3 separate regions of the Homo sapiens genome follow, and regions 2 and 3 are each linked to region 1. The links are chromatin loops, found by intact Hi-C in ENCODE. Cell type or tissue: PC-3. All regions are shown on one strand. Each heading gives the region's core, and the rest is flanking DNA. Links, peaks and the distances in the headings are about the cores only.

Region 1 (10,737 bases), core at 1-5,000:
AATAATGAATAAATATGGTCCTTTAGTTAAGGTCCTCCACCTTAAGTGAAATACAAAATAAGGTAGTTTTATTAATTTCTTACTAGAATTGGCTTAAAATCTATTTACCAAATAAGAAATAGTAAACTTTTAAGTTTTACCCAGAAAGCAGAAGTATTCCGATCCACTCCTAATGTCTACATAAAATAGTTCATCATTTTAGTTCAGTTTATGACATTTTTTGGACTAGTATTAATGCTGTACCTCAGAAAAAAATCCAATCAACCAACTGCAGAAAGTATGCTTAATTGTTAACCTTTTGAAAGAGGCAAAAAAATTATTTACGAAAACCTAAAATAATCTGATTAACAATTGATGCTGAAAAGGTCATTAAAAACTGAGGAATAACAAATGTAGTTTTCCTGTATTTCACCTATTATTAATGGAAAACAGAATGGCAAAATTTCTAAATGGAATATGTTAAAAGTACAAGAACCGAAAACACTGGTAACATTTCCTTTGCCTTCTGACAGCAACATTTTCTAGGATAAAAACAGTGACATGTAGTTTTAGAGAATCTGAAATTTCTACATTCAAGAATGGAATTAAAATTCAATGTGAGGGGAAAAAAGCAAAATATAGCTAGTGGTATCCAAACTTTAAATAAAACCTCAAAGGTAAGTATGGCTGCTGTTTTGTTCCAGTCATTGTTTCACAAAATGTTGGCTGTGTCATAAGGTATCTCCTGTGCTTTCTATCAACCGAGGGCTGCTGAAGTATAAGACATTCCTCTGTAAAGGAACTGACACTGAATTCCTTTGTAAATTCAATCTCAGCTGAAGTGTCGAGCAAGGCGGGCAGATCTATAATCAGCACGAAGTTGTACGAAGGAGTGAAGTATATTCTTGTCCAGATTAGCAAGTTGTTCTCCTGAGCAGACTTGCTTTAAATTATCTGGGGCAACTACCAGAAGATTGCAAAGAGCATGCAGAGTATCAAAAAGATGTAATACCATTGGAATCTGAATTGAGAGAAGAAAAAAAGTAACATTGAAACAAAACAATTTCCAGTTTTACAATTAGCTTGTAACTTTTTACATACTGTCAGGTGGGACTTACTAGTGTGGGTGAAGTTCAACATATTAGAATTTTTTAAAGATCACAATGCATTAAAACTTAAAGATTTCAGTAGTTAAATAAACTTGCTATAATATTTCAAAAAGATTCATGTGTCAATTCTCTTCAATAGTAACAATCATATATACTTCAGAGGACTAAAACTAGTTATTAACATACAGCATTTTTCATAATTTAAATGTTACAGAAATATTCAGGGGGACATAAATGAAGACAACATTTTTTTCCTAATGTGTGACATATATAACATTAGTCATGGATGTCAATAAGTCAAAGACTGTGGAACTGAAAATACACCATAAAGCAAAAATGGGTTTAATATTAAATATATGGGCCAGATGTGGTGGCTCATTCCTGTAAACCCAGCACTTTGGGAAGCTGAGGCAGCAGATCACTTGAGCCCAGGAGTAAGAGACCAGCCTGGGCAACATCATGAAACTCTTTGGAAAAAAAATAAATAAAAATTTAAAATTTAAAATAAAAAAAAATAATAATTGGAACAACACTGTTTCAGGTAGAATGTGATAATCTATCTCATACAATATCAACAAAAGTTATAAACCTTTCACTAATTATAAGTAAATAGTGATTTTTAATAATCTGACTTATGCTCCTGGGCCTATTTGCAAGTTTGATGTTTTTGTGTACACATACCTTGAAGTCTTTGGCACACTTCCTATATTCGGCTACATCACAAATGGCCAACATGCCACCCATACAACTGTAGGAATATTGTTGAAGATGCTCATAGATAAGTCGATGAAAACGTACTCCAAGTTCCATCAAAACTGTATCCACATTCTTCCCATCCATGGAATTTTTAATCTTCTCCACTTGTTTTCTTACGTAAGCACAGACTTTTACACAGGCCTATAAAAGTTTTTCTACACTCATTACACAGGAATGTATACCAGCTTAGCTAAAGAGGAAATACAGTTTCTCATTAATCTTTAAGTATAAAAGAAAAAAATCTAGGGCACAGTAGGATACACCAATGAAAATGTTAACAAAGTATTAACAAACTGAATGATTTTACTCACATTAGTATATTGAATCAAAACATTGTTTTCATCTTCTGGCTTAAAATCTGTTTTCTTCTGTTCTGCAGCCAAAATATGCTTCATCTGTCCAATCATACAATTTAATGTCCTAGAGAATTGAGAATACAACATTCTTTAACCCATCTAACTTACTCTATGTTTATGTTTAATTATATTATTTATGCTAAATTAAATCAGTTATTTAATTTCCTATCACCATGAAACTCTTTTACTATTGGTAAACTTTAGATATTAGAAAAAGTCAGCTCTAGGTCTTAATATGAAAGAGCTCTTGGTTTTATTATCTGTCTGCTCAAAACAGAGGGCAAAAATTCTTTGTGCAATACTTCAAGATTCAAAGATCTCAGAAGTCTGTCATTAATTTAATTCCTTAACAACTAAGGATTTTCAAAGGCAAAACCATATACAAGTTGAGTATCCCTTTCTCAAAATTCTTGGGACCAGAAGTGTTTTGGATTTTGAAATTTTTCAGATTTTGGAATATTTGTACATACATAATAAGATATCTTGGGGACGGGACCCATTCTAAACACAAAATTCATCTATGTTTCATATATATCTTATACATGTAGACTGACGGTAATTTTATAAAATATTTTAATAGTTTTGTACATGAAACGTTTATGTTCATTGAGCCATCAGAAAGCAAAGATGTCACTATCTCAGACACCCATGTGGACAATCCGTGGCTGTCTGGCATTACCATCACTCCTGACTCTGAATTTATATGCTACCAATAAGCAATCATTTTCTTATACTCACTCACACATAAGTACTTAACAGTAAAAAAGATGACATGTCATTCATACAGAGAAAAAATAAGATATTTAAGGTAACCAAACAGCACAGTAACATAACCACAATACCTGTTTGCCTGTTAAACAACAACAATGTAGCAGGTTTTCAGTCTCCACCTACCATGCTGTGCTTTCATGAAAAGGTTACTCTATCCTATATTTTATTTTTTTAGGTGACAAGAAACAACAGAAGCAATTGAGAGACCAGAAAGCAGGACCTCTTTGGATGAGGAGATATTCTGCTGGATGGCTTCTTAAAAGTTTCCTCTGGAATTATCTGCCTCATTAATAATGGTTTTTGTCTTAGAAGTCTCTGTTTGATTTTGTAAACTGATATGACTTATTGTTCTGTTATGAATGTACACTGCTGTACCTTTAATAAGTCCATTGCACATTTTCACCATGTAATCTATAGGCATTTTTTCTGCAGTGTTAGCAACGTCACCTTGTCACTATTATCACAATCACCTTGATTTGGAACCATTTTGGCTATTTCACTACCAGTCCATGAATGAGCAACTGGAGTCTCACTGATGTTAAAAAATTCTTTTGATATTCACTTCATCCAACTTACTGATGGACTCTAAATGTATTATTTTTTGTATATGTAAGAAGTCAGACGTCACTTTTTTCTCACTTGAAATATGGAAATCTTCAAAGTCACCACCTTGTTCATCCTCTTCACTGAACATAGTTGAAGGCCAGAGGTTGTGCCAGGCATGCATAACTGTCTTTAGTTACTGTGTTCCAAGCACTGGCAACAGCATATACAGCATCTTTCATGCTCAGCTCATTTTGAAAACCTTCCATACTCCTGCCTCTGTTCACCGTTGCTAGTATGCTGTTCAAGAAAGTGTTCTAAGAGGCCGAGGTGGGAGGATCACTTGAGGGCAGGAGTTCGAGACCAGACTGGCCAACATGGTGAAACCCCGTCTCTACTAAAAATACAAAAATTAGCCAGCCATGGTGGTGGGTGCCAGTAGTCCCAGCTACTCAGGAGGCTGAGGCAGAAGAATTGCTTGACCCGGGAAGATGAAGTTGCAGTGAGCTGAGATGGCATCACTGCACTCCAGCCTGGGGCAAGACTCTGTCTCCAAAAAAAAAGTGTTCTGAGACAGGGTCTCACTCCATCACCAGGCTGGAATGCAGTGTGATGATTGCTCACTGCAGCCTGGACCTACCAGGCTCAAGTGATCCACCTACCTCAGCCTCCTGAGTAGCTGGGACTACAGGCACATGCCAGAACACCTGTCTAATTCTTAAATTTTTTGTGTGTAGAGACAGGGTCTCACTATGTTGCCTCAGGCTGGTCCCAAACTCCCGGGCTCAAGTGATCCTCCTGCCTCAGCCTCCCAAAGTGTTGGGATTATAGGCCTGAGCCACCATGCCCACCCAAGAAAGTGTTTCTATATTTACTCTTCATTGATCTAAAGAAACCTTGGTCAGAAGACTGAATAAAGTCACATTGGGAAAGAGTATGACACGAACAGTTGTCAAGGAATAACAAAATCTTGTAGTTGTTATCCAGTCCAGCTTCCCTGCAGTATGTGTAAGCCACTAGTACAAAATGTTTGTAAAACCAATCAGAAAAGACATCCCTGGTTATCCATGCCTTTTTGTTAGCATAACGGTGGACCCAACAAGAAATTCCCTCCTTTGAAACAATGAAGATGCAAGCTTTAGCCTATTACAGCAAGCTTACACTTATACATGCCTGCTGCATTAGCACACTCTAGCACAGTTACTCTGTCCTTGGCATCCTCAATTTCTGTAGGAGCCATCTTATCACCTGTATTGTCAGTGTCTTCTTGGGGCAGTAATGCCAACATAGTGGTGTTTCATCAACATTATAGACTTATTCTCACACCAGATTTTCATCAGCAACAACCCTGGCAAACTCATTAAGGAATTTCTCTGCTGCTTCATGACCAGCAGATGCTTTATCACAACAAACCTTTAAAAACATAACGCTGTGTCTGTTCTTAACTTTTGGCAAACGGCCCATTGAACAGCCACGATTCCCTTCCATTTTCAATTCATCATGATAGATCTTTGCTTGTTTCATGATCACCATACCATTAAGTAGCAATGTATTCATTGCAATGCTGATAGATCCACTCTTTCGATACATAATCAAGACCTTCACTTTTAACTTTATGCAGTGTTTTTATATTTTTCATTAACTTCTGTTCATCACTTTCAGCACAGAGTTTCTCCTTCTGTTTCTTCAGGTAATATATGGTGGTCATTCCAATACCATACTCTTCTGTAAGACATTTCACACTTACACCGCCATCCTGTTTGTCCAGCAGCTTTGATAAACGTAAGTGCTGCTAGGCATGGTGACTCACACCTGTAATCCCAGCACTTTGTGAGGCTGAAGTGGAGGATCACTTGAGCCCAGGAATTCAAGAACAGCCTGGGCAACATAATGAGACCCTATCTCTACATATAAAAAAAAAATGGCTGGGTATGGTGGTGTGCAGCTGTGGTCCTAGCTACTCAAGAAGCTGAGGTGGGAGGACTGTGTGAACCCAGGAGTTCAAAGTTGCAGTGAACTATGATTGCGCCACTGCACACCAGCCTGGGTGACAGAGCAAGATCATATCTCTAAACAAATTTTTTTTTATTTTTATATATTTATTTATTTTTTTGAGACACAGTTCTGCTCCTGTTACCCAGTCTGGAGTGCAGTGGCGTGATCTTGGCTCACTGCAACCTCTGACTGCCAGGTTCAAGCAACTCCCCTGCCTCAGCCTCCCGAGTAGCTGGGATTACAGGCTCCTGCCACCATGCCCGACCAATTTTTGTATTTTTAGTAGAGATGGGGTTTCACCATGTTGGCCAGGGTGGTCTCAGTTCGAGACTGAGCCACTGTGCCTGGCCACAAAAAAAATTTTTTTTTAAAGATAAACAGGCTGAGTGCAGTAGTTCACGCCTGTAATCCCAGCACTTTGGGAGGCTGAGGTGGGTGGATCACTTGAGGCCAGGAGTTTGAGACCAGCCTGGCCAACATGGCAAAACCCTGTCTCCACTAAACATACAAAAAATTAGCTGGGCATGGTGGTGCGCACCTGTAGTCCCAGCTACTCGGGAGGCTGAGGCAGGAGAATCACTTGAACCCAGGAGGCATGGGTTGAAGAGAGCCAAGATCACACCAATGCACTCCAGCCTGGGAGACAGTGAGACTCCACCTCAAAAAACAAAAACAAACAAAAAGATAAACATAAAGTTTCCTCTTGTTCTTATCACTGTTAACCTCAGGGGTATCTGTAGGCCTTTTTGAGATTCCACAACATCTTTATACCACAGAGCACAGAATAAGGAGAAAAAAAAGCACACACACAGGTCTTGGCTGCACGTGGGGCATTGTGAGCCACCTACCATTGGCATGTCCAGCCTACACACATGCCATTTTATTATTCTTTGTAGGCATGCTTGTTGTAGGGGGGGATTTGGACATGCACAGAAAATATTTATCACAGCTGAAGAGGGTTGGGTGGGTCTTTTTTCCCTTGTGGATACTCAAATAAACCGTGTGCTGTGCATCTGTATTTTGACTGTGCCCTGTCACATGAGGTCAGGTGTAAAATTTTCCACTTGTAGGGTAATGTCAGCACTCAAAAAATTTCAAGTTTCAAATTTTGAAGCATTTTTATTTCGGATTTTTGGATTGGGGTGCTGAATGTGTACAGAATGCTGCCGGTGGAGATAGGGAACTTATGAAGAATGGCCAAGGTTGGGAAAAACAGGTAGGAGCAACACTGAGTCTCACAGTACAAGGACAATCAGAAGGATGGATAAGCGGTACTAAAGATCCAACTGAGAAATGAGAGCATAGATTTGCAGTGGTACCAATAACGTACATGTTATGTGATATTCTCCAACAGTGAGGAGTCAACCAGTTATGGGAATAAAAGAGACTGCATCTATCAGAGGTTAGGGTCTGTAAGACAGTTGTGATTGAAGGAAATGTACTTTAGGGTATTTCAAGAAAGTAATTCAAAAGATGGACCAAGTGATATAAGCACAATAACTAAAGAAATAAAGCTAGGAAAAGGATAATAGATTGGCATAAGATGAAGAGATTAAGAGACAGAGGTCCTGCTGAAGTCAGAAAAATCCCAGGACCAGATGGCCTTACTAGTGAATTCTACCCAACATGAAGAGAAGAATCGGCTGGGCGCAGTGACTCATACCTGTAAGCCCAGCACTTTTGGAGGCTGAGGCGGGTGGACTGCCTGAGGTCAGGAGTTCAAGACCAGTCTGGCTAACACAGTAAAACCATGTCTCTACTAAAAATACAAAAAAATTAGCAGGGTGTGGTGGTGTGTGCCTGTAATTCCAGCTATTTGGGAGGGTGAGGCAGGGGAGCTGCTTGAACCAGGGAGGTGGAGGTTGCAGTGAGCCAAGATCGTGCCACTGGACTCCAGCCTGGGCAACAGAGGGAGACTCCGTCTCAAAAAAAAAAAAGAAGAAGAAGAATTAACACCAATCGTTCTCAAACTTTTTCAAACAATGGAAGAACTGATTACACTTTCAAACTCATTTTACAAAGACAGCATTACAGTGATACCAAAGCCAGAGAAGGACAATATAGGAAAGAAAATTACAGGCCAATATCCCTGATGAATAAAGATGTAAAAAAAAAAAATAGCAAACTGAATTCAATAGCACACTGAAAGGATCATACACCATAACCAAACAGAGTTTATCCCTGAGATTCAAGGATGGTTCAGCATATGCAGATCTATAAATGTGACAGACCACATTAACAGAATGAAGGATAAAAATCACATAATTGTCTGATGATGTGAAAAAAAAAACGCTTCTGGTAAAATTCAACACTCTTTCATGACAAAGACTTACAAACAAATTAGGTTTGAAGGAATATACCTAAAGATAATAAAGATCATATATGACAAGCCCACAACTAATATCAAAGTGTGAAAAGCTCAAAGTGAAAAGCTCAAAGCTTTTCCTCTAACATCAGGAACAAGAACAAGGATGTCCACTCTCACTACTTCTATTCAACACAGTAGTGGATGTCCTAGCCAGAGCAGTTAGGCAAGAAAAAGAAATAAAAGACATCTAAATTGGAAAGAAAGAAGTAAAACTGTCTCTTTGCAGATGATATGATCTTAGATAGAGAAAACTCTAAAGACTCCATCAAAAAATAGAACTAATAAACAAATTCAGTAAAGTTGCAAGACAGAAAATCATCATACAAAAATCAGTTGTTTTTATACATTATCAGCAAACTATCCAAAAAAGAAAGAAAAAAAATCCCATTTACAATAGCATGAAAAAGAATAAAATATTTAGGAATTAACCAAGGAAGTAAAAGACTTATACACTGAAAACCATAGAACATTGCCAAAAGAAACAAGTAAATGGAAACATATCCCGTGTTTAGAGCTTGAAAGAATATTGTTAACCTGTCCATACTACTCAAAGCAATTCAATGCATTCCCAATCAAAATTCCAAAGGCATTTTTCACAGAAATAGAAAAAAAAAAAACACTAAAATTCTTATGGAACCAGAAAAAATCCTGAATAGCCACAGCAATTTTGAGAAAGAACAAAACTGGAAGCATCGTACTTCTTGGTTAGAAAATATATCATACAGCTACAGTAATTAATGCAGTATGGTACTGGCATAAAAACAGATACACAGCCCAATGGAACAGGATACAGAGCCCAGAAATAAATCCATCCATTTATGGTCAACTGCTCTTTAACAAGGGTGCCAAGAACACACAATAGGGAAAGGATAGTCTCCTCTATAAATGGTTCTGGAAAACTGGATATCTACACACAGGAAAATGAAATGACACCCTTATCTTATACTCTACACAAAAAAACCCAACTCAAAATGGATTAAATTTAATATAAGACCCACAACTATAAAACTAGTAGAAGAAAACGTAAGAAAAAAGTTTCTTGACATTGATGTTGGCAATGACCTTTTGGATATGGCCTCAAAAGCACAGGCAACAGAAACAAAGACAAATGAGACTGCATCAAACTAAAGAGCTTCCGCACAGCAAAGAAAACCATCAACAGCCTATGAAATGGAAGGAAATATTTGTAAACCATACATCTCAGAGGTGTTTAACACTCCAAACATATAAGGAACTCAAACAACTCAATAGCAAAAAAATAAATGATCCAATGATTAAAGGCAAAGAACCTGAATAAAAATTTTTGAAAGAAGACATACAGATGGCTAACAGGTATATGAAAAGGTGCTCAACATCACTAGTCATCAGGAAAACGCAATCAGTTATCACTTCACACCCGTTAGGATGGCTCTTTTCAAAAAGGCAATAGATAACAAGCGTTGTCAAGAATGCAGGTAAAAGAGGACATTTGTACACTGTTGATGGGGATGTAAATTGGTACAGCCATTAAGGAAAAGTACAGAAATTCCTCAAAAACTTAAAAACAGAGCTACTATATGATCCAACAACCCCATTTCTGAATATCCAGGCATACCTTGTTTTATTCTGCTTTGTTTGACTGTGTTTCACAGATACTGTGGTTTGTTTTGTTTTTTTACAAGTTGCAGGCTTATGGCAACGCAAGTCTATCCGTGCCACTTTTCCAACAGCATGTGTTCACTTTGTGTTTCTGTGTCACATTTTGGTAATCCTTACAATATTTCAAACTTTTTCATTACTGCTAAATCTGTTATGGTGATCTGTGATCAGTGATCTTTGATGTTACTATTTTAATTGTTTTGGGGTACCATACCCATATAAGACAGTGAACCTAATTGACAAATGTAGTGTGTGTTCTGACTACTCCAGATAATGGCTGTTTCCCTGTCTCTCTGCCTCTCCGTGGGCCTCCCTATTCCTTGAAACACAGTAACATTGCAATTAGGACAATCAATAATCCTACAATGGCCTCTAAGTGTTCAACTGAAAAACGTCACATATTTCTCACTTTAAATCAAAAGCTAGAAATGATTAAGCTTAGTGAGGAAGGCATGTTAAATGCCAAGATAGTCCAAAGTAAAAAACTTCAGGATCCAATAAAAACAACACTCTAATAAGGATGAAGGCAATATGTAAAAATAAAATCAAATGTAGCAATATGGTGGAATTAAGATAAATATTTTTCTTCTCTACAAAGTATTTTCATGCTGCTATAATATGGTGTTTTTATAATTTAAAAAAATGCAAGAGACAAAACCAACAACTTGCCTATCAATGCCAGTATCCAATTTCATCTCCATTTGTTCAATTATTTCTTTTTTCTTCTGAAGGCATTCAGATAACTTAGGAGAAGAGCTATTGTATATTTAAAATGGAAAAAGAATCATATTAATAGTCTAATATTTTCTAAAAGTTTTTCATACACCTATGTGTATTACATTATATACATTTATAAATATATCCATATATACACATTAATATTGTTAACAAATCCAAGAAGCATATAAGAAGCAAAGTAATTATTTAGCATTCACTATGCCCAATTCATTATAATAGACTAAAAACAACCGATTAAAAGGGAAGGAAGAGGACCACTTAAATTTGTTATTTTGATCTCTGAGGAGACATCTCTCAAGAATATAAATGTGACTTTAAAATTTTGGAATTATTTGGTTTTCTTTATAAACAAATATCTAGTGTAATACCAAGAAAAGTTATAGACTATCATCACCAGAGTTTTAAGAATACAGTAAATCATACTATAAAATTTGGAGGGTAACAGCCAATCCAGTTGTACTTTTAAAAACCAGACAACCATATT
Region 2 (10,737 bases), core at 3,217-8,216, 170 kb after region 1:
ATCCAGGCTGGAGTGCAGTGGTGCAATTGAGGCTCACTGCAGCCTTGATCTCCAGGCTCAAGTGATCCTCCCACTTCAGTCTCCCAAGTAGCTGGGACTAAAGACTCATGCAACCATGCCTGGATAATTTTTTAAATTTATTTTTGTCAAGACGAGGTCTCACTATGTTGCCCAGACTGGTCTCAAACTCCTGTCCTCAAGTGATCCTCCCACCTTGGCCTCCCAAAGTGCTGGGATTACAGGCGTGAGCTCCGCACCCACCCCTTTTTTCATAGTTTTAAATAATAAAAGTATTATAAGTAATTTTCATTATTTCAAGAATAGTGTATTTTCTTAAGATCTTTTAAAATCATAAAGCAAACTCTTTAAGAGATTTAGCTAATGCTGAAACTCATGAATTGGTTTTTTTCTTATAAATCAAAACAGGCCTCCCCCACTCCCAGCATGTAGCATAGTAAGCATGTTTTGTGGTGATTTAACTATTTCTACAGTGCCAAATAGGTGTTAGAAATAGAAAAAGGTTTGACATATGTTTCTAACAACTTGTTAAAAGGGTTTTGTTGTACTGGACAGGCCATCTTTAATCATGCAGATAGTTTGTGGAGCTCATCCTATTCCAGGCAACTTCTTGAGGTTCATCTGAGTCCATGTCATCTCTAAGGGGCACAAAACTAGATGAAAAGCTGCAGTTGCATCTGATAGTGTCCTGATATACTGAGGACAAAAGCTCAATAGAATCATATAAAGTTATTGTACGGTGAGCAGCACTATCCTCCCATACTCTCCTTTTATTCATGTTTTTACAGGCTAATACTGGATACATCAAACCCTCAATATAAATGGGATACCAGAACAACAACAGCAATAAAAAATTAATAACAATGATAATAATGATAATACTGTATTCCTTACATGCAGAAAATATTGTGGATGACAGTAAAACAACTATAAGGTAGCTGGAAGAGGTAAAAAGATTGAGTGTGGAAATAAAAAGTTAAGAAAGGAATTTTTTTAAAGGTTTTAGCTTTATAACAGAAACAATACTGATACACATTTATAATCCACAAGGCGTAAGGCATCTAGATGGCTTATAGTATTTTTCCCCAACTTTTCACTGAGTCTGTGTGTGTGTGTATTTTTTATTTTCATAAGATACACATAACATAAAATGTACCATTTTCACCATTTTTAAGTGTAGGATTCAGTGGCATTAAGTACCTATACAACGTTGTGCAACCATTACAATTATTCATTTCCCAATCTTTCCCATTATTCCAAAGAGAAACTCTGTACCCGTAAATAATAACTTTCCATTCCCTTCTCCCCTCAGCCCCTGGTAATCACTATTCTACCTTCTGTCTCTATGAATTTGATTATTCTAAGTACCTCATGTCAGTGAAATCATACAATATTTGTCCTCCTGTGTCTGGCTGATTTCACTTAGCATGACGTCTGCAAGGTTGGTTCATGTAGCATTTTTAAGTACTTCATTCCTTTTAACTCGGAATAATATTCCGTTGTACATATATACCACATTTTGTTTATCCATTTGTCTGCTGATGGACATCTGGGTTGTTTCTACCTTTTGGCTATTATAACTAATGCTGCTATACATTTTTATTTTTATTTATATATCTATTTATTTATTTCGAGAGACAGGGTTTCACTCTGTCACCCAGGCTAGAATGCAGTGGTGGGATCGTAGCTTACTGCAACCTGGAACTTCCAGGTTCAAGGTCAATCCTTTGGCCTCAGCCTCCCATGTAGCTGAGACCACAAGTGTGCACCATCACACCCAACTAATTTTTAAATTTTTTGTAAAGACCCCCTATGTTTCCCAGGGTGTCTTGAACTCCAAAGCTCAAGAGATCCTCCTGCCTTGGCCTCCCAAAGCACTGGGATTATGGCCTATAAATGTTTATAACACTGCTGGGTAGCTGTTTCCTGCTACTTCATTCTCAAGTTACAGGACTTTGATGAGCGCATACATTAACTTCCTAGTGGTTTATTGTGTTTTTGCCAGGAGTGTTTGTAGGAGGGCACTAAGGAACCCACAAATTCAGAGGCTTTGACTAATGACGTTAACGCCTAGTGAAAGACAGAACTCTCCTAGGCTGAAAGAACACTGAATTTATATATAACTTAATAGGTATTATTAGTATATTTAAAGAAAGAATGTGTCGAGATTTGGAAGTGGCTTGTATAAAAGTGTAGAAAAAGTTGAAGTGGAAGATGCAATTTGAAGTTAGAGAACCTTGATATGCAGACTGTAAATTATAAGTCACTGGAACAGACACATGCATTTTGGAGACAGACACAGAAAATGATTACAGCATGATAATGCATATTTAACTAAACAGACAAAAAGGCCAAATTATAAACTTTTTAAACAAGTCTTTCCAATAATCTGCTTGATGGTCATGCCTCATCATTTCCTCCTAGCTCCCAGAACTTTTTTGTTCAGAGTTTAACGTAATAATTAGCTGTACAATTATTTGTTTAATGTTTCGCTCAATGAGGATAGGGATAATGGTTGTCTTTTGCATAGTGCCTGCTACATATAAACATGAGTCTCTTGTAAGTTTGGTTGCTCTAATACATTCAGATCACAACCTTGAAATTACGTGCCAATACCTGGAAAGTTAAAGCTGTCAACTCTAGGTAATCCACCAAAATAAAATTGTGTTATAGTAAAGTCAATCAAGCAGCCTTTCCTGGTAGACTTTCCAGCACGTTGGGCTTCTCTCAAACTCCAGCAGAACTCAGGATTGCTCAAGATAGGAAGATACAAAGATATGAAAGAAATTTTCATTGATATTCCAAAATGATCTCTGTGGAAATGTGCACAAGCACTTCATTTACTATAATGATTCCTTCCTAGCAAGATATTTCAAGATTTTAACCATTTTATCTAAAGTGGAAACTAAAATATAGATAGAATAATGCAAAACAAAAGTACAACATAGTTGGCAGGGCTCAGTGGCTCACGCCGATAATCCCAGCATTTTGGGAGGCCGAGGCAGGTGAATCACCTGAGGTCAGGAGTTCGACACCAGCCTGGCCAACATGGTGAAAACCAATCTCTACTAAAAATACAAAAAGTTAGCCAGGCATAGAGGCACACACCTGTAATCCCAGTTACTCAGGAGGCTAAGGCACGAGAATGCTTGAACCCAGGAGGCAGAGGTTGCAGTGAGCCGAGATAGTGTCACTGCACTCCAGCCTGGGAAACAGAGTGAGACGCCGTCTCAAAAAAAGAAAAGAAAAGAAAAAAAAAGTACAACATAGTTAATAGTTTTTTTAATGACTAATTTACCTTTTCACTCAGATTTTTCAACCAACTTAGAAACGATGATAATAGGGATGAGAAATTTACCCAAAGAAAAAACAGAGAATCCAAACAAAAAACAGAATACTTTGCTTGTTCTCAGAAAGTAGCAATGGCAGCTGGAGGAATAGAACTCATATGTCCTGGATTTCCAGTTTCAGGACTTTTCTTCCTCAAAGAAAGACTGTTTTGTGAACATGAAAGTGACCTGACTGAGCTATTTTCCAGTGCCAGCCATATTCCATATAGCAGAAATAAGCTTTGCTAAGCAACTCCCTCTATTAAGGTGCTGCTTCTCTCATTTGGCCTCCCAGAAAACCCATATCCTAACTCCACTGTTCAAATAAGACCCATCAGTTCAGATGCTGTCAATAACAGTACTGGACCTTCAGAGCTCTTTAATGAAGAGTTTTATGAGAATTAAACAAAAGTACTTTAGAATGACTTTTTTTTTAATAGTGGAGGAAGAAGCAGGTATGGTTTTCTACACAGTTAACATGAGCAAAATTCTCGCAGCATTCGATAAGTTGCTGTTGGTAATCTTAAATTTCTTTTCTTGAGGGACTGTGGAAAACCTCTGGCCAAGTGTAGCTTGGAAAAGGATGGCTATAATCTGAACTTTTCTTCTTGTAGCTCTAGCTAATGCTCTTTTGCATGTCCCACATGGTTCCCACACCTATATTTCATATTCTGATATCTGGGTTCTTATTTCCTTTAGAAATTTTCTTAGGCTGTCTTGCATAACAGCAAATATTTACAAAAAGTTTACCTTGTACCAGACGCCTGCTCTAAGCATTTATATGTCTCACAACAAACCTTATGAGATGGGTACCATTATAATTGCATTATACAGATAAGGAAAATCAGGCACAGAGAGGTTAAGAAATTTTCCAAAGTCATATAGTTAGTATGTGGCAGAAATTAGGGATTCAAACTCCATGCAGTTAACTACTATTCCATATTGCTTTTCTAAGTACCAGGTACTTGATCACAGAATTCTTAAGGCTCACTTTCACCAGCATGCTCAGAAAAAAGCCTATTTCTATTACCTTCCCTTTTTATTTCCTATGCTGTTTGGCACAGAAACTCCAAATTCGTTTGAGTTGCAAGAGAGCAATGAGAGATGGTAAGAAAGACTACACAGATACTATCTCTGTTATATCGAGATATATGTGATTTTGCACATACAAAGATGCTTGCAGTTGCCTTAAACCTACTATTTTTTTGTGCCTGTAATTTTTAGGACATCCTGAGCTGACTGAAATTACAATTCTATTAAAGTGTCAGGAAATTAAAGCATGTAAAACATCATAAATATTCCCCCTAATATTATAATTACACCATGCTCTTCCTTTAGCAAGTTACTGTTTATTTTTTAAAAAAATATTCTTGGCCGGGCACGGTGGCTCAAGCCTGTAATCCCAGCACTTTGGGAGGCCAAGGCAGGTGGATCACCTGAGGTTAGGAGTTCGAGACCAGCCTGGTCAACATGGTGAAACCTCGTCTCTACTAAAAATAAAAAAATTAGCCAGGCGTGGTGGCATGTGTGCTTGTAATCCCAGCTACTTGGAAGGCTGAGACAGGAGAATCACTTGAACCTGGGAGGTGGAGGTTGCAGTGAGCTGAGATCATGCCACTGCACTCCAGCCTGGGCAACAGAGCAAGACTCTGTCTCAAAATAAACTAAAATAAAATAAAAAATTCTCTTTCATTGATATTTAATGGATTATGCATTCCTAATCAGAAAAAAAATGAAACTACTTCCATTTTGAAAAATATGTATAGTAAATCCTGGAGAAAAAAAAATTGTGTCACCTATTTCCTTGTTTTTCCACAAATTAAAATCAGGCCATATATATATATAATGGATGCCATTTCTCAATGGAGAATAGATTCACTTTCCAGGATTAAAAAACAAACAAACAAACCACACACACACAACTCAACTACATGGCAATATTCATTGTGTGAATGTCAACACTAGATTTCCTTGACACTAAATTTTCTTGCAACTATTAATATAACTATTAATAAAAAGATAATACTTACTGACAAGACCTTACATTTCTTTTGTTGAAAATATCACAGTTGATTAAAAATGTTGAAATTTTTTATCTTATGCAAACATATTTTATTGCTGTGCAAGATTGCCCTCTTGTGTTTTCTCTAGTTAAGTCATTATTTTTTATTGATTTAATATTAGCTTTTAACTTTTCCATCTAAAATTAACTCATTACTAAATGAATTTCAAAGCCTTTTATTCCAAACCACACAGATCAGAAGTTAATATTAGTGTTATGGTTTGTGGTATATAGTGTACCTTTTTAAATATATGAACTAACTTATAAAATACTACGGCCTAAGGGTAAGAAAAAGCAGAGTCAAACAGAAGTAAATACATAAAGAAAAATTTAGAATAATGTCAAGGAATTCTAAAGCCCTGATACTAACTTCCTACATTAATGATACAGCCAATTAGTCTATTAGTATAGGTCTAGCTTAATATCTTTGCGGTCTATTTCTTCCTTTGCTTATTTAATTACTATAGGTATATAAAAACACAATAACATTCTTTATTGTTTTGAAATTTTTTCCTTGTGTATTAAATTAGCATTTTTCTTTTAAATATTGCCTAACTAAAACAAGTATTCTCATATGTTGTTAGTGGAAATGTAAATTTGGTACACTCTCTTTGTAAATTAAATCAGCAGTATATATTAAGAACCTTAAAAAATAATTAGGGGCCGGGCATGGTAGCTCACGCCTGTAATCCCGCCACTTTGGGAGACCAAGGCATGTGGATCACATGAAGCCAGCAGTTCGAGACCAGCCTGGCCAACATGGCGAAACCTCGTCTCTACTAAAAATACAAAAATTAGCCGGGTGTGGTAGCACGTGCCTGTAATCCCAGCTACTCAGGAGGCAGAGTCAGGAGAATCGCTTGAACCCTGGACGCAGAGGCTGCAGTGAGCCAAGATCACACCACTGTACTCCAGCCTGGATAAGAGACAAGACCCTGTCTCAAAAAAAAAAAAACCAGGTTTGCTTCTAGGAATTTTTATTATTATTATTATTATTATTATTATTATTATTATTGAGACAAAGTCTCGCTCTGTTGCCAGGCTAGAATGCAGTGGTGTGATCTCCACTCATTGCAACCTCCACCTCCCAGGTTCAAGCAATTCTCCTGCCTCAACCTCCCAAGCAGCTGGGACTACAGGTGCACGCCACCATGCCCAGTGAATTTTTTAATTTTTAGTAGAGACGTGGTTTCACCATGTTGGCCAGGATGGTCTTGATCTCTTGATCTCATGATCCGCCCGCCTCAGCCTCCCAAAGTGCTGGGATTACAAGGCATGAGCCACCACACCCGGCACTTCTAGGAGTTATCTTAAGAGCATAATCCTAAGCATTCAAATAATTTTATGCCTAAACTGCTCATCATAGCATTATTTATAGTGCAAACATTAAATAAACATTATAGTGCTGCTTTCCCTTCTGACACTTTATTATTTGGAGGAAGAACAAAATAGAGCTAGGCGATGAATTCCTTCACCATAACCTAAGCATGGTCCTGTGTTAGATTAGATTGGAATGCAATCATACAGTGAAATCTTTTGCAATGAATAGAATTTTAAGGTAATATTTAAAATAACACAAACTTTTAAAGTGCTATGATGTTAAGTTTAGAAAAATCAGGATATAAATGTGTAGGTATATGTGTATGTGTGTGTGTGTATCGTAGTAATCTAAAAGTAATCCTCCTGAAACTACACACAAAGACTAAAATGTAATGTTTCAAAATATTACTAGTGGTTGTCCTTTGGTTGTGGTATTATGTTGGGTTTTTCTTCATTTTTCACTTGTCTACATTTTCCATGTTTTTATGTTGAACATGTATTACTATTATAATAGATGAAATTCCCATGTTCTTATATTGGCAGAATTGAGGTACTGCTCCTCTTTATACAGATCAGGAATTCTGTGGGCTGTACAAGCTCAGAAAACTTCTCTAAAGAAAACCAAAGCTTCAGGCTGGGCCTAGCCAGGGCTCACGCCTATAATCCCAGCACTTTGGGAGTCCGAGTCAGGAGGATGAGGAGTTCAAGACCAGCCTGGGCAATGTAGTGAGACCCTGTTTCTACAAAAAATTACAAAATTAGCTCAGCATGGTGGTGCACACCTGTGGTCCTAGCTACTTGAAAGGCTAAGGTGGAAGGATCACTTGAGCCTTGGAGATTGAGGCTGCAGTGAGTCATGATTGTGCCACTGCACTCTAGTCAGCGTGACTGGGTGACACAGTGAGACCATTTCGAAATAAAGAAAGAAAGAAAGAGAGAGAGAGAGAAAGAAAGAAAGGAAGGAAGGAAGGAAGGAAGGAAGGAAGGAAGGAAGGAAGGAAGGAAGGAAGGAAGGAGAAAGAAGAAAGAAAGAGAAAGAGGAAGAAGGAAAGAAAGGAAGGAAGGAGAAAAGGGAAAGGAAAGGGAAGGCAAGGAAGCTTCAGCAATTAGCTCAGATACAGCATCCAATTGAATGGCTGTAGATAAGTGGGGTGCCCCTACCCCGCTAAAAGAATGGGGAAGGTCCTTTCCTTCCTGATACTTTCCCTCTTAATACTTTTTTTTTGGACAAAGAGCAAAATAGAGTTAGGTGATGGATTCCTTCACCAAACAAGTAAAAGAGCAAACAAAGCAACCATTTATTAAGTACTTAATGCATGCTAGGTTGGTTGAAAAGGGTCAGAAGCTAAATGTGATGCGAGGCTGAACAAAAAGAAGGATGATTACAGAACTTAAGCCATCTTGTAGGACCTCAGCTTACAGCTGAAGAATTGGTTTTACTTACTGCCTGCAATTTTGCAACAATCCTTCTTTCCCTTATCTCTCATCCCCACTGCCAACAGCAATCCCTTTTCCAGACTGCAGCAAGAATGATCTTTTCAAAGAGCAAATCTTCAACAGATTCCAAGGGTACCTTGGGATAAAATTTAACCCCCTTGGGGTGGCTGACAAGGCCCTTTGTGATCTGGTTTCAGCTCTCTCATCTTACAGGCATTCTGATCTTCCCAGGCTTCATTTCTGATATTCCAGCTTGGAATGACCTCCCCTGTCTTGTTTGTCTAGCTAACTTCTGCTTACCCTACATGTCTCAGATTAAATATTGCCTTCATTGGGAAACCTTAGCTGCCCTTGCCATGTGCATCCATTGTAGTCACTACTTTCTCTATCATAGCCCTTTCTGAATGTTACTTAAATCTCTGGTTTAATTGTCCTTCTCCTCATTGTGACTAGGATCTGTGATGGCAAGTGCCAAGTCTGTCCTGTTCCTCATGGTACCTATACTGCCTAGCAGGCGAGCAGCTATTGTTCATTGAATGAATGAATAAGTGGGTGATTAAGTGAGTTAATCTGACCATATTTAACTTCTCAAAAACTTTCTTTCTTTGAAGAGGTACTCTAATTGATGCAAGTGCATACCAAACTAAAGATGATATACATTGTGGGATGGTGGTAGTCTTGGGGATACTGTGAGTACTTCATTCAGCACTGAAGTCCTAAATCCTGTTCCTTGTTCATGGATACATAGTAGTCCCCCTCTATCCACGGTTTCACTTTCCATGGTTTCAGTCAATCACAATGTGAAAATATTAAATGCAAAATTCCAGAAATAAGCAGTTCATAAATTTTAGGATGCACACTGTTCTGAGTCACATGATGATATCTTACACCATCCCACTCTGTCCCACTCAGGATGTGAATCATCCCTTTGTCCAGCATATCCGTGCTGTTTGTGCTACATGTCTGTTAGTCACTCAGTAGCCAGCTAGGTTGTCAGATTGCAAAAAGAGTATATATAGCACACTATCCATGGTTTCAGGCATCCCCTGGGGACTTTGGAACACACCCCCTGCAGATAAGGGGGGGCTACTAATTGCATATGTGTGTATAGACTTTAAGGATTTCTGAAATTAGTTTTTCAAGTCCCTGTGGGAAAAAATAAACATCGTGATACATTGATGGATTGTTTTTAATCCTGAAAAAAAAGGCCTCTTCATCTAACAATAGGGGATATTCATTAAATGTTCATAAAAAATCTTTACAGACACCAGAAAACATTTGTATAATATTAAGGTTTTTAAAAGTACACAAATTACATGTGCAGAAAAAGCTGATCTCTCCTATATAAAAAGAAATGTACATCTATTTACATAATAAAAAGATTGGAAGTACATAAAAGTGTGTATTGTAATTATTTCTGAGGGTCATCTTGTGTAAAATACTTTTCTTTTTTACACTTTTCAGTGTTTCTCTGTATGAGCATGTAATACTTTTGTTAAAATACCAAGAGTTATATAAAAAAAAAATAATAAGATGAATTCCTTGATATGTAGGCAGCAGTTTCAAAAAATGTTTTAAGACTAAAGAATAGCCTAGAGGCAGTTAACCAATTGCAGTTACTTGAAGTGAATGAGGGGAGAGGCTAACTTGGGCTGGACCATAGAATTAACTCTTGAAATAGGCCATAAGCAGTAGTTCAGACAGCTGGTCAGGGAATGTCCCTCACCTTTACCACCTATCTCAATAGATCTAGGAAGTGGCTTTTTCTTTGCTTAACAATAGGTCCAGTGATAAGCAGAACTGCCCTCCTTCAAAGCTCCCTGAAGTGCAAAAAGACTAAGGAAGATCAAAGGAACCATTAGGCACTCCCTGAATTTCAAAGGTTTCTCCTATGGGAACTCTGAGAAGCAGCTGTGTGTTTGTACATTACATAGAAACTTCCATTACTGTGCATAAATATAACATGACAAATATCTTGGTCACTTTATCCTTTCCACTTCCTTACTATGGTTGCATTTTTGGGTTGACAGTTTTGTAAACACATTAAAATGAGGAACACATCAAAATATATTAGGAATGGAGATCTACATTCCTAATAGTAAGCACTATCCTATTCTTAGCATATCATGTTTGTCCTTTCTGAGCCTAGTTTTTAAAAGTCTTTGTTTCTATATTTTCTCACTCAGAGACAAAATAATGAAATAAACATTTTGTTTCACATAACTTGTGTTTTAATGCAATATTCAGGCATTACAAAATCATTTTCCTTTCCTGGACTGGCTTCACAGAATCAGTCCCCATAATGATGGAAAATGTCCCTTCACCAAAACATGTGATGCACGATGTAGTGAGCTAAAGCCAAAATAATTCAGTCAACCGTGTGTATGTAGACTGTTGTATTGTTATTGAACGCATTGCCTCAAAGTGTTCATTTTAATAATAAAAAATGCATCTGGGGCCGGGCGCGGTGGCTCATGCCTGTAATCCCAGCACTTTGGGAGGCCAAGGCAGGTGTATTGCTTGAGCTCAGGAGTTCGAGACCAGCCTGGCCAACATGGTGAAACTTCGTCT
Region 3 (10,737 bases), core at 2,536-7,535, 84 kb after region 1:
GCCACTTTGACATTTTGCTTAGGATGTCAGTAGCCATATTAAGATGTGTAGAATACCTTCAGAAGATGATCATAGTGTTTTGTAATCATTTAATGTCTGCAGCCAAATTTTTAAAGGTAATTTAGACCTAATACTGCTCTTGCTGTGTCTTATTAAGTTAAAATTAATGAATGAATTCTGGTAAAAATTCAAAAGGCACTCTGTGAGTAGAGAGTATCATTTAAGCTTATTTTAGTCACATGTAGTATATATCTCCTTAAAGCTGTCACTCTCACTTTCTTACCATTCTCTTGATTTCTTCAGAAACCATCTAGTCATCATCTTTATACTCTACCTGCTTCTGCAATTATATATCATATTATGTTTTCAGAGCAGTTCATTGTCAAGTTGGACTTTAAGTGACCATTCAAGAAAAGATGAAATCTCACGAACCTCAAAACTTCATTCATGTCTTTTTACAAATGAGAAAAAAAAATGCATTAAAGATTAATACTCAATTTGATTATATCTTGGGTTCTGTTTTTTAATGAGTGTTCTAAGGAAAAGCTTAGAAAAGCTGCTAACTCCTCAGAAGAAAGCATGATAGTTTAAAGGTATAGGGCATATAAATTTAGGATTTGAAATATGATTTTTTAATTAAGGTCAGTCCTACTCATAAACTCATTTTCTGCAAAGCATTATCATGGCATAAGGTTCTATGTTCAAAATTATCCCAAGTAACAAAGAAAAAAAGAATAACTGCCTGACCAGGATTTTAACTTGTTATTCTAGCTTAATCATAGATAATCAGCAGTGAAAACTTTCCTTTTGAAAGAAGAAAATATCATTCCCTATAAGTTATTTGATCTCTCTTAAACTCAAAGCTTAACATTTCACTTATGTTGATAAGTTAATGGTAATGGAGCCATTTGGAATCTTGATTGTATAAATGTTTACCAAATACACTAAGGTAAGCAAGAGGCATTTATCTAGTGAGTAGGCAAAGATTTAATATAATAATCCCCTAGGCAAAAGTTTATAAGCAGTTAGAAAAATCAGTGAATCTTCTATTTGACATTTCTAGAAACCGGAGGAAAATCTAGGGTGTCCTGGAAAAGTGATGAGGTGTTGGGGAACCTGATGCCATCTGTTGCCATTCCATTCTAACATAGTGCTACAGAACTGAACCAACTTAGGTTTTCATCCCATTGAGATCAGCTGGGCACACTGTGATGCTTTTGATTTTGTCTAGAAACCTGTCACTTCAGGATAATTTCTGAAGACAAAGTCTGTTTCCCGTTTGGTAGGTGACCTGTTTAATGTTTTCCCTGTGTCTGGGAACTCCTTAGTGTAATTAGCGACCTTTGAACTCCACAACTAATCCTGAGCTATTTTGTATTCCTTACTCATCTTTAAGGCTGGACCTTTCCTTTCTTCAGAGTCCGTTGCCACAATTAAAGAAGAAACAGCTGCATTTCAAAGGGATTCCGATTCCAGAAGCTTAATCGTGATTGACATGTTCTTATTCTAAGCTATAAGACACTCTAAGAGTCCTTTCTTGGGTTAAAACTTCAATCATTTTCTAAAAAATTATCTCACTATGGATTTTATTCATTTTCTTTGATAACTATTCTTTGCATTTTTTAACTTGAAAGATGCTTTGCGTTTGCAGTGAATATGAGCAACTACTTCCAGTGAAAGATTTGGATAGTGTCAGACCTTCTCTAGATGCAAAATTGCTAAATTCCCTTTTAGTGCCAAAATATGATTATGAAATCTGATGTCTATCACATAGGTAATTATTCTTCAATAAACTCGAAAGGTTAAAAAAAAAAGTGTTAATTTTTTAGAATGAACTCCAGAAAAGATCGTTCATGATTTTGTAAACGCTTCTTTTCTCCATTTTTTACTAAACAATATTTTAAAAACTTTTTAGAGCCAGCAATATAGTACTTAGGCAATACCCTTACGGTGGTGGCAATTTTTTTTTAACTTTTTAAGTAATTGATTCAAATGTCAAGTTTGAAGCAGTCTTGTCAGGAATTCTGATGACAATTATTTGTTTAAAAAATTTTTTTTATTAAACATTAGTCTGTCCCATAAAATCGTTTTCATTTTTTTCACACCAATTCAGTATTTCTACTAGGTTAAAATTATGGTGTTTTTATACATTGTATGATTTAAGATCTTTCAAGGCAGACATTTATACTTGGTAACAATTGCCAATTTTTTTTTCTGGTTTTTGTTGTAGTATTTCAAAATACTTCGTAGACATTGATAGACTCCTACACTACCCCTGGGAGCTAGGTAGGTGGAATTATCATCCAGGCCTTCTGTAGGGACTGCTGCCACAACAGAGTGGTTGTTCCTAAGACAAAGGTCAAAAAAAGGGGTGTTAATAAACAGTCCTCAGGTTTAAGGGACTTTTTTAGGATTACATCTTAAATTCCAACAAATCAGATTTAGGAGTTACTGAAAGTGAAATTGATCCATCCCTCATCCAAACTTTGCAATACTTTCCTGTTCTGACATCATTTAGATAGTTAGCTGTATTATCAGATTAGAAACCATTGTACCAGGCTGCTGAAAGGAAAAGGAGGCAAAAAGCTAAACATGGGATGAATTCTGAACCTTTTAACCTGGCTGAAGTACGTTGGTCCCTGTTATGCAAATACCTTCAATCCTCTGCTAAGTTCAGTGGAAATAATTTTCTTGAATGACAGGTTTATTCAGCAAGGATTCAGTTGGTGATTAATCCCCCTTTGATCTAGGGTATTTCACTTAACTACCAGTTACCTCGTTCTGACAAAGTGCAACTGAGATTAGGGAGATCACTAGAACACTACCAGGGTGTGCGTTTATTCTCTATAACCTTTTAAAGCAAGGGCCAAGAATGCAATTTATTTTCAGTATTTGAAGATGTAAAGTCCTGTCTGCTAAGTTAGAAAGTCAATTGAATACCAAATGAAGTTTATTTCTTACGTAATAGAACAAACATTTCTTTTTGCTTCGCCTAACAATGATATTAGGAAACATAGGCTTTGAAGAAAGAAGAAACAAAGACTACATTCTAAGTATTGCTTCTAGTTTTGTTTCATGCACTAGGGTATACTTAACTGGCCTTGACATAACCAAAAATCAAAGCAGTGGCTACAACTTAGACTGAGAAAATGCTTCTGTTTTATTAAGCTGCATGGTTTCTTCTCACCTTTCCCCCTACCACCACCACCACCATTAGAAAATGTCATACTGTGTGGTAAAGAAATCCAGTTGAGGAAAATGTGTTGCAGTACACAGTTATCCACCTTAAGACTAATGATTTCGAAGCTTTGTTAACTATTTCTTTTCTTGAGGCAAAGGAGCTTCTTGTGTTTCCATTATAAGAATAATTGCATTCATTTTCAGAATGCTTTTTTAAAAAAAAAAAGTGACAGCATTACCAAAATAGCCGAGTAATTAAATTTTTTCTGCCTGCCTTTTTCTCAGTTATCTGAGTACCTCTTCTTCCATAATTTTAAATTTTGAAATATTATATGGAATTTTGCACAGTATTTTGAGAAAGAAAAGGTAATGTTTCATGGTAGGTTTCTCAATTTGCTGTTTAAAACTGTTTCAATAGCAATGTCAGTCTTTATCTTGTAAGATGTCAAATCGGGATTTATTCCTCCAGTATATTTTAAGACCTTTAAAAAAAAAGTATAGTGATTTGTTACAAAATATGTTTTTAAAGATTAGATTTTGATTAATGATTTAGTTATATACAGCATTTTAATGCTTAGTAATTACTGTTCTAGTAGCATTTTGCAATACAAGGGATGTATTTAGATTATTATACTTTTTTTGGCTCAGACTTTTTGTGATCTAATTTATAAATTGAAACAATGACTCAAAGAAGTGCATACCTAACTTACGTTTGTGCCAAGCCAGCCTCCTCTAGTTTCAATTTAATAACTAGTTTCAAAATATATTTTGATAGCAAGTTCCTAAACCACAGCAGAATTGCGGATCAGGAAAAATACAAGATAACGGCATTCTATAAAGATAGAGGGCAGGTTCCCATGGCTATGTTGCTAAGAAACTAGTGTTTTTAATCATTACACTCCGTGCAGTCATATTTAATCAATAAAACAGGATATATTTTGAAATTCACCATCACAGAATATATATATATATACACACAACATATATATACAAGTATATGAATTTACGTAAATGTGTACAACACTAGTGTGTCTGACTTGGTGGGTTTCCCTGTGAAACATGTCAGTATCATGTAAGATGAAGAATATTTTAAGGGCAAATATTCAAATATCTTTCCTCCAAACACAGTATTAGTTAATAGTAATGAAATGATTCATTAAACTGAAAATTGCAAAGGAACTCATGAGTTCCTTTGTGATTGAAACAAAGTGATTAAAACTCTTATGACCTGAAGGCTTTCCAACTAGCCTCCAACTGTCCGCACCAGCTGTTTCATGGATATAACATTAGTGTTTGTGTATAGCCTGGAACAATACAAGGCTGTATCTGTATCACTAGCTTCTTGCCTTATAAGCAGGATACTGCAAGGTCTGGTTGATTTCTCTAATGCCCTAGCTAATCTGCCTAATTGACATCAGTGTCATGTTAATGTATGATGCACAAGCATTTACAGATGGACAAATGCTCCACACTAAAAACCACCTGCTGAATTTTTTTTCCAGTAGGATGTGAAATTTTGCACTTCTAATCTGTTGAACATTTAAAGTCAAAACTACATGTTTCCTTTAAATGGCCTCTTTAAATGATATTTTATGTTTATAAATTTTGTTATGAAAAATTTAAAAATTAGTTATTCCTCTTAAATTTTTACTTTTTCCTTCAAAGGACTTGGGTGCCCTCTGCAGGTTATAAAGAGATAATTAGTGACTATATCTATTTTAAAACCCTGTGATTTTTCTCTTTCATACACATAGCCTGCTTACACCCAATTTCAAAGAAAGTGTGAGCTAATTTATTTATATTAACTCTTATTAATTTGCCAGTGGTTGAAGTTGGAGTTTCTTTTCTCCACTGGTTTTATAGGTGTGTTTAGTGTGAAGAATGTGATACCATTGAACTTCCAGACTACTTAGCTGGGGCTCTTTAAATGTTGGAACTATAGTAACACACATTCCCTCACAGAAAGGAGATTGGGAAAATAGCTATTTTGAAAGTTATTGCAGATGTAGGGAATAGCTTGTTTCCCATTATGTTTCTAGAATATTACACATTTGGAGTAAGCCTTGCTTTTTCAACATGCATCATGTAAAATTACATGAAAGAAAATAATTTGAAAATTACACAAGATTTCTCTTTCTTGATCTTGTTGATGATGATTGTGTTCTAGCTCAAAAAACAGACCTTCTTAGAATTTCTTATTTTTTAAAAAAGTGAGTACTCAACAGATAATACTTTGGTACTGCCCGTTGCAGACATGGGCCTACTAAACTAGAAAGAGCATTTGAAGAGCAAAAGGCAAAGGTTCCATCACCATCCTGTGGAAATACGTGAGTTGTTCATTTCAGTACACCCATAGTTTCTCAACAGGTGTAGCAGATTTGTTTCTAAAGGACATAGGAGTGCATTTTTTATATGAAACCAGAACTGGAGTGGTAATGGCACTTCTGATTCAATTAACTTACTTGGTGAAGCTGCCAGGGAAACTAAATATGATGAGAAGAAGAGGAATGACTGGATCAAATTAATAGAAATAGATCTTTTTGCAAGCAACATAATGATTCTGATCATCAACCTTGAAAAGTAAATTAGAACAAGCAAATTGCTGTTGAAAAATTCTTTCAGCACTCTGCTGTTGCTACTCAGCTAGTCATAGCTCAGCCAGAGGGAAGGAAAAAATGCACTCGGTTTTGCATTAACAAAGGAAACATTATTAAAGTGAATGTTTACATTGTGTTTATTGAAGTGTTGAAAGAATATTTGTTGCATCTTCAAGCAACCTGCTGCTCTCCAGACTGTTACAGTGCATGAGTGATAATAAAAATGAGTCAGTCACTTGTACATTTTAGAAAATAAATAACTTTTAACATAGTATTTCTCAACTATGTTACTTCAAAATGTTTAAGTGCCAAACTTAATGTTACCTTCTCTGCTAAAGATTTTTGTCTCTAGGAAATATATTCCATTAAAAAAAAAAAGAAAGAAACTCATTTATTTATTTATTTGGGTATACCTTCCAGTTACTTCCAGATGCTTTATGTAACTTTCCTCCCAGAAGCTGCAATACATAAGAAATAATAAGCTGAAAATAATCAAAAAATGAAAACAATTGTGAAATTACTGAAATGAGTATGTAATTGAGTATGTAATATATGCATTGGAGAAATACCGGTTGATTATTGTGATAACTTTTGAGAGCTACAGTTATTTTGAACTACCTCGTAAAGACTACATTGAGAATGAAAAAGCCATTGAACAATAGATGTACCAATTTGACCTTTAAAAGTTCAATCTTTATTATATGCATTGATAAATGGGAAAGTTAGTAATTAAAAATTTAGAAGGAATTTTAGCCTTTACCTTTCTAAAATGAACAATTTAAATCACTCTTACACTTTAGAAATTGAAATATAGTATTTAACAGGGATTAAAATGTTTTACTTGGTCTCTTAGTGTTACTGAATACAAGTTTAGTATTCTGTAATCCCTTATGGATTGGCTGATTTTTGAAGAACTATTTTCTTAGATTTACCAACAGGACAAGTTGTCGGCCTTTTCCCACATTTCAACCTAAAAATGGTATCTATCACAGTTATCAAAGATTACCCCTTGCTAAAGGCTCTTAAGAAACTGTTAGCCTGTTACTTTATTACTTACCATTTCTATAACATGTACATTTATAGAGCATCATATATTTATTTTAAGTCTAGAATCAGTAAAAAGTTATGTGTTTGTCAATAATCAAAAAATGTTTAATCTAAAATAAAGTAGATGCCACGCTTCTAATTCTGCTTTTGCTAAGGCAATAATCAGTAGAAGTGGTTAGTAATATTTGTAGCTTGTTAACCAACTGGAGCAAAAGGACTTTTTAATATGAATAACAGTGGTCTCGTGCCATAAGTATTTCTCTCATACATATTAAAATAGCATGTTATTTTATTTAATATTGAAGGCCTAAACACAATTGAACATAAGGTATGGCTTGGAATTTAGAACTGCTGAGCAATATGGTTGAGAGGGAGACCTTAATTTAGTCAATAAAAATTCATAATTAATGTTAAGCTTTGTGCTCATATTATATGCCACTCTGGGATTAGACAAAAGACAAAAAACAGTTCCATATTTTGAACGATATATTCTACCTCCTGCAGTGTATTAGCATTGTAGCGTAGGAGACTATTTCTGTATGTTATTAGTACAGAAACTGCCCAAAAAGGTGATGGTTGAAGTTCCCCAGCCAGTTAAAGGGCACACCGTGGGGGCAGCATATCTCCATGGGTCTATCTCTAGCAAACAGAATCCCAGAAACTTGAGCACCTGATATAGCAGAAGGAAATAAAGATTATAGTAAGTATATTCATGAGAGAGAATTTTTTTTGCCTCCAGATGTTTGGGGTTTGGATATGTAGGGTAAATATAAATGTCTAATGAAAGTAATTACTATTATATTTGATTTGATATTTAATTTATTATACTGAAATACTAAATTAAATACAAAAAAACTCCTACATACTAACTATATGTTTCTCCCACTGATTCCCCTCCTGCCTCCTTCACTGATTTTGAATGTGTGCTCAATTTGCTAGTATGAGATTTACCTCTGCCTTATCAGTGAAGAAAATATGATGTCTATATAGAATTATAAGGAAAATATATATGTGAAGAAATGTTAGGTAATCTAACATTTGTATGCTAATGTGTCTTAGATTTACCAACTATCCTAATGTGTAGTCAATTGATAAACTAAATTTTTCTTTAGGATAGTTCACATCCAGTAGAACTTCTACCTTGGAAAACATTCTTAGCCTTGTTTATTTTGAATGTATGTGTGTGTGTGTGCATGTGTGGAAAACAAGAAAAATACAAGCTCTAGAGTAGTGGCCTCACATTGATTTATATTAGTGTGCCAGTCTTTCCCCTACCTCCCTAATATTTCAAACTTCTTGTGGACAATGACATTCATTTTCATACCTTTATATTTCCAGTGCCACCAGAAACACAAAAGCAGCTTAGTGTTGATTTAATGAAGTAGCAAAATGTTAAATACATAACAAAACAGATTGTCCTGTCACCTAAAACAAATTAGTGATGTTTGAGTAATTAGGGTTTTGCATGTGTATATAGAAAGGCTATTTTGCAAACAGTGGTTCAGTCTGTATTGGGCACAGGTGAATTCTGCCCTGCGATTGCCATCTTTAGCACTTTTCAGAGAATTTGTTGCCATTTATGACACTGATCTTCAGACACACTGTGTAGTGCCTTGGCTTAAACTGTCAGACTGGCAACAGCTGAGGCTGCCCATCATAGGACACGTTCCTTGCAGTTATGCTTCAGTGAACTTTAAAACATTTGGCACTCGTATCTTAGAAATGTCCTTCCGAAACTCACTCTACAACAGCTTTGTGGGCTCCCTACTATTTACTAGAGTCAATCCTGATTTTGTTTGGCATAATGAGACCTGATATGCTATGACTCTCCCTATCCTATAAAGCCACAGCTTTCAGCGGTCCCCGTATACTAATGAAATGGAGTCGCCAGTATCCAAAAGTTCCAAGTGATTATTTAGAACATTTCCATTAACCATAAAGGCAAAGTGGTATAGAGAAAATAATACAGTCTTTGAAGTCACACAGGCCTGATTTCAAATCCCAGCTCTGTCATTTACAAACTGGGTGGTCCTGGATAAATTACTTAACCTCTGTGGTCTTCAGTTTCCTCCCAACTTTGTAGGGTTATTGTGAGCATTGAATGATACCAAGTTATAAGTGCATAGGTATTCAATCAGTGTTCATTCCCTTCTGTATCAAAGACTTATAATGGCCTTTTCATGGAATTGTCTCTACCTATAATTATGTGACTGTGCCTTCAGATTATCAAAATTATATGAATTGTCCATGTGCCCTTGGTTTTGAATGTTCAATTCTGTATTGCAGGAATGCCTACTCAGTTGCTTGAATGGGTGTTTGGAGTTAATAAAATGGCTGTACAATTGAGTGGGTGTAAGTGTTTTATAAAGTTTGCTAAAGTTTAACAATTCGTCATTATTCATGGAAAGAAGTTTTCTCAAAATTCACAAATTATAAGAAAACAGTTATATTCTACCCAAAGTGGGATTGAGTGAAAATAAAATTCTTCCACAGGAACATTGAACAAATGTGGTAATAATGCACAAACTATTAATAGAGCTCAATTAACTTCTGGAGGTCTTTTACATTGTCCAACATATGGTCCGTACCATTCATAACAAATTGCTGTTTGTGGAAGTCATTTCTTTTTAAGATGAACCATGATCAAACCGGAGTTGGATGTCTGGTAAAGAGATGAATATGTTCAGAATATTCTAACACACATTGCATAAAATACTGTACTGGGGCCTGTTTGGTGGTGGGGGGGTGTGGGAATGTACAATTAGAGTAAGTACCTGCTTTCCTAAAATTTACAATCTAAAAGATGTAGAAATGCTTTGAGTACCAGCTGTTATCTCTTGGGGTTTCTTGACTTTTTTTTCATAAAAAAATAGAAAAATATTGACAACATAAAATGTTTTAATATCAGATTGTTTGATTTATTCATGTGGTGAAACATTTGAGTTGTCAAATTTTGCTTCCTGAAAATCTGAAGTTTCAGAACAAGGGCACTTAAATCTCAGTAATGCTAAAAGGAGTGGGAGATAATTTGTTCTCATCTCACAGAAAAGACACATTTTGTTTTGTTTTATTCTACCAGCATTTTGCCCAAATTTGCTCCATTGGATAAGGTATCCTAGGCTGCAGCTACACATTTCTGATGGCAGTGGGTATATTCCTTCATCTTCCCTGGGTTGCGTCTCTGCCACAATGCCAAGTTTCTCTCATGTTTGAAAAGAGAAAAATAAATGACATCGAAGCCTGGATTTGATCCTCAGAAACTCCCGGAGACCACTCCCCTACACTCAAGGAGCTTCCTGACTTCCCAGTCCTGCATAGGAGGGCCCCCACCCTCCAGGGAGGCACAGTTGGTAGTGCCAGAGAGCTTCTTAGGAACTACACATATTCCCATCTTTTAATAGTTACTTCTCTTTGTGTCTTCTATTTCTGGCAAACACATTTGTTTTACATTTTTAATAGTGATTTAAAGTTCTCTTTAAATAAATTTAAAAGGAATTCATATAAAGAAAATGAGTAAATCATTTGGGTAGAGTATAGCTAACATAAAGGTTAAAACTCAAATGAGTGCACAGTAATCTTGGGCCTTTGTGAAAACCAAAGATTGATGCTTAGGGAATCCAAAAGAAAGATAACTTTTTATTATCCTACGTAAGATAGTTTCTCAATAAAGCCTTTGGCAGGCTTAGTAAGCAATGTAGTCAGTGGAGAATATACTCTGGCTGTAGCATTAGGCAGGCCACAGTTCAAATGCCATCTCTGTTTAAGAAGGTCTCCTGGGGCCCAGGGACCTCATTTATAAAATAGGAACCTTACATCTTAAGACTGGTGTATGAATTAAATGATGTAGCACATACAAAGTGAATGCGACATAGGTGATGCCTGTTCATTCCCTTTGACTCCCCTCGAATATCAA

The links. A loop is a pair of places that touch in the nucleus more often than their neighbours do. Peaks named below come from ENCODE experiments on the same cell type or tissue, not always from the same donor. Only the 100,000 strongest peaks of a DNase experiment are listed, where the experiment ranks them.
Region 2: a loop joins it to region 1, with 3 times the contacts of the local background. A loop is called at or near these places in 6 of 110 quality-filtered maps.
Region 3: it touches region 1 in a loop (5-fold over the local background); 15 of 110 quality-filtered maps call a loop at or near these places.

The regions. Positions count from the first base shown.
Region 1 is chr14:57,207,798-57,218,534 of GRCh38, forward strand. It overlaps EXOC5 (exocyst complex component 5), which reads right to left. Exons shown (of 18, transcript NM_006544.4): 15 at 10,185-10,271; 16 at 2,156-2,264; 17 at 1,770-1,985; 18 at 1-1,000. The coding sequence ends at 812. Among named protein-coding and RNA genes, the nearest start is that of EXOC5, 56 kb to the right of the region's middle. In PC-3, for the core only: no CTCF peak of the experiment used is centred there; a DNase peak (open chromatin) is centred at 1,994.
Region 2 is chr14:57,373,381-57,384,117 of GRCh38, forward strand. No RefSeq gene overlaps it. Among named protein-coding and RNA genes, the nearest start is that of NAA30, 12 kb to the right of the region's middle. RefSeq lists an enhancer at 9,594-10,428. In PC-3, for the core only: CTCF peaks have their summits at 5,475 (motif pointing left) and 5,676; a DNase peak (open chromatin) is centred at 7,581; H3K27ac peaks cover 467 bases.
Region 3 is chr14:57,289,573-57,300,309 of GRCh38, forward strand. AP5M1 (adaptor related protein complex 5 subunit mu 1) reads left to right here. Exons shown (of 8, transcript NM_018229.4): 8 at 1-9,170. Among named protein-coding and RNA genes, the nearest start is that of AP5M1, 26 kb to the left of the region's middle. In PC-3, for the core only: CTCF peaks have their summits at 4,863 (motif pointing left) and 5,064; no DNase peak of the experiment used is centred there.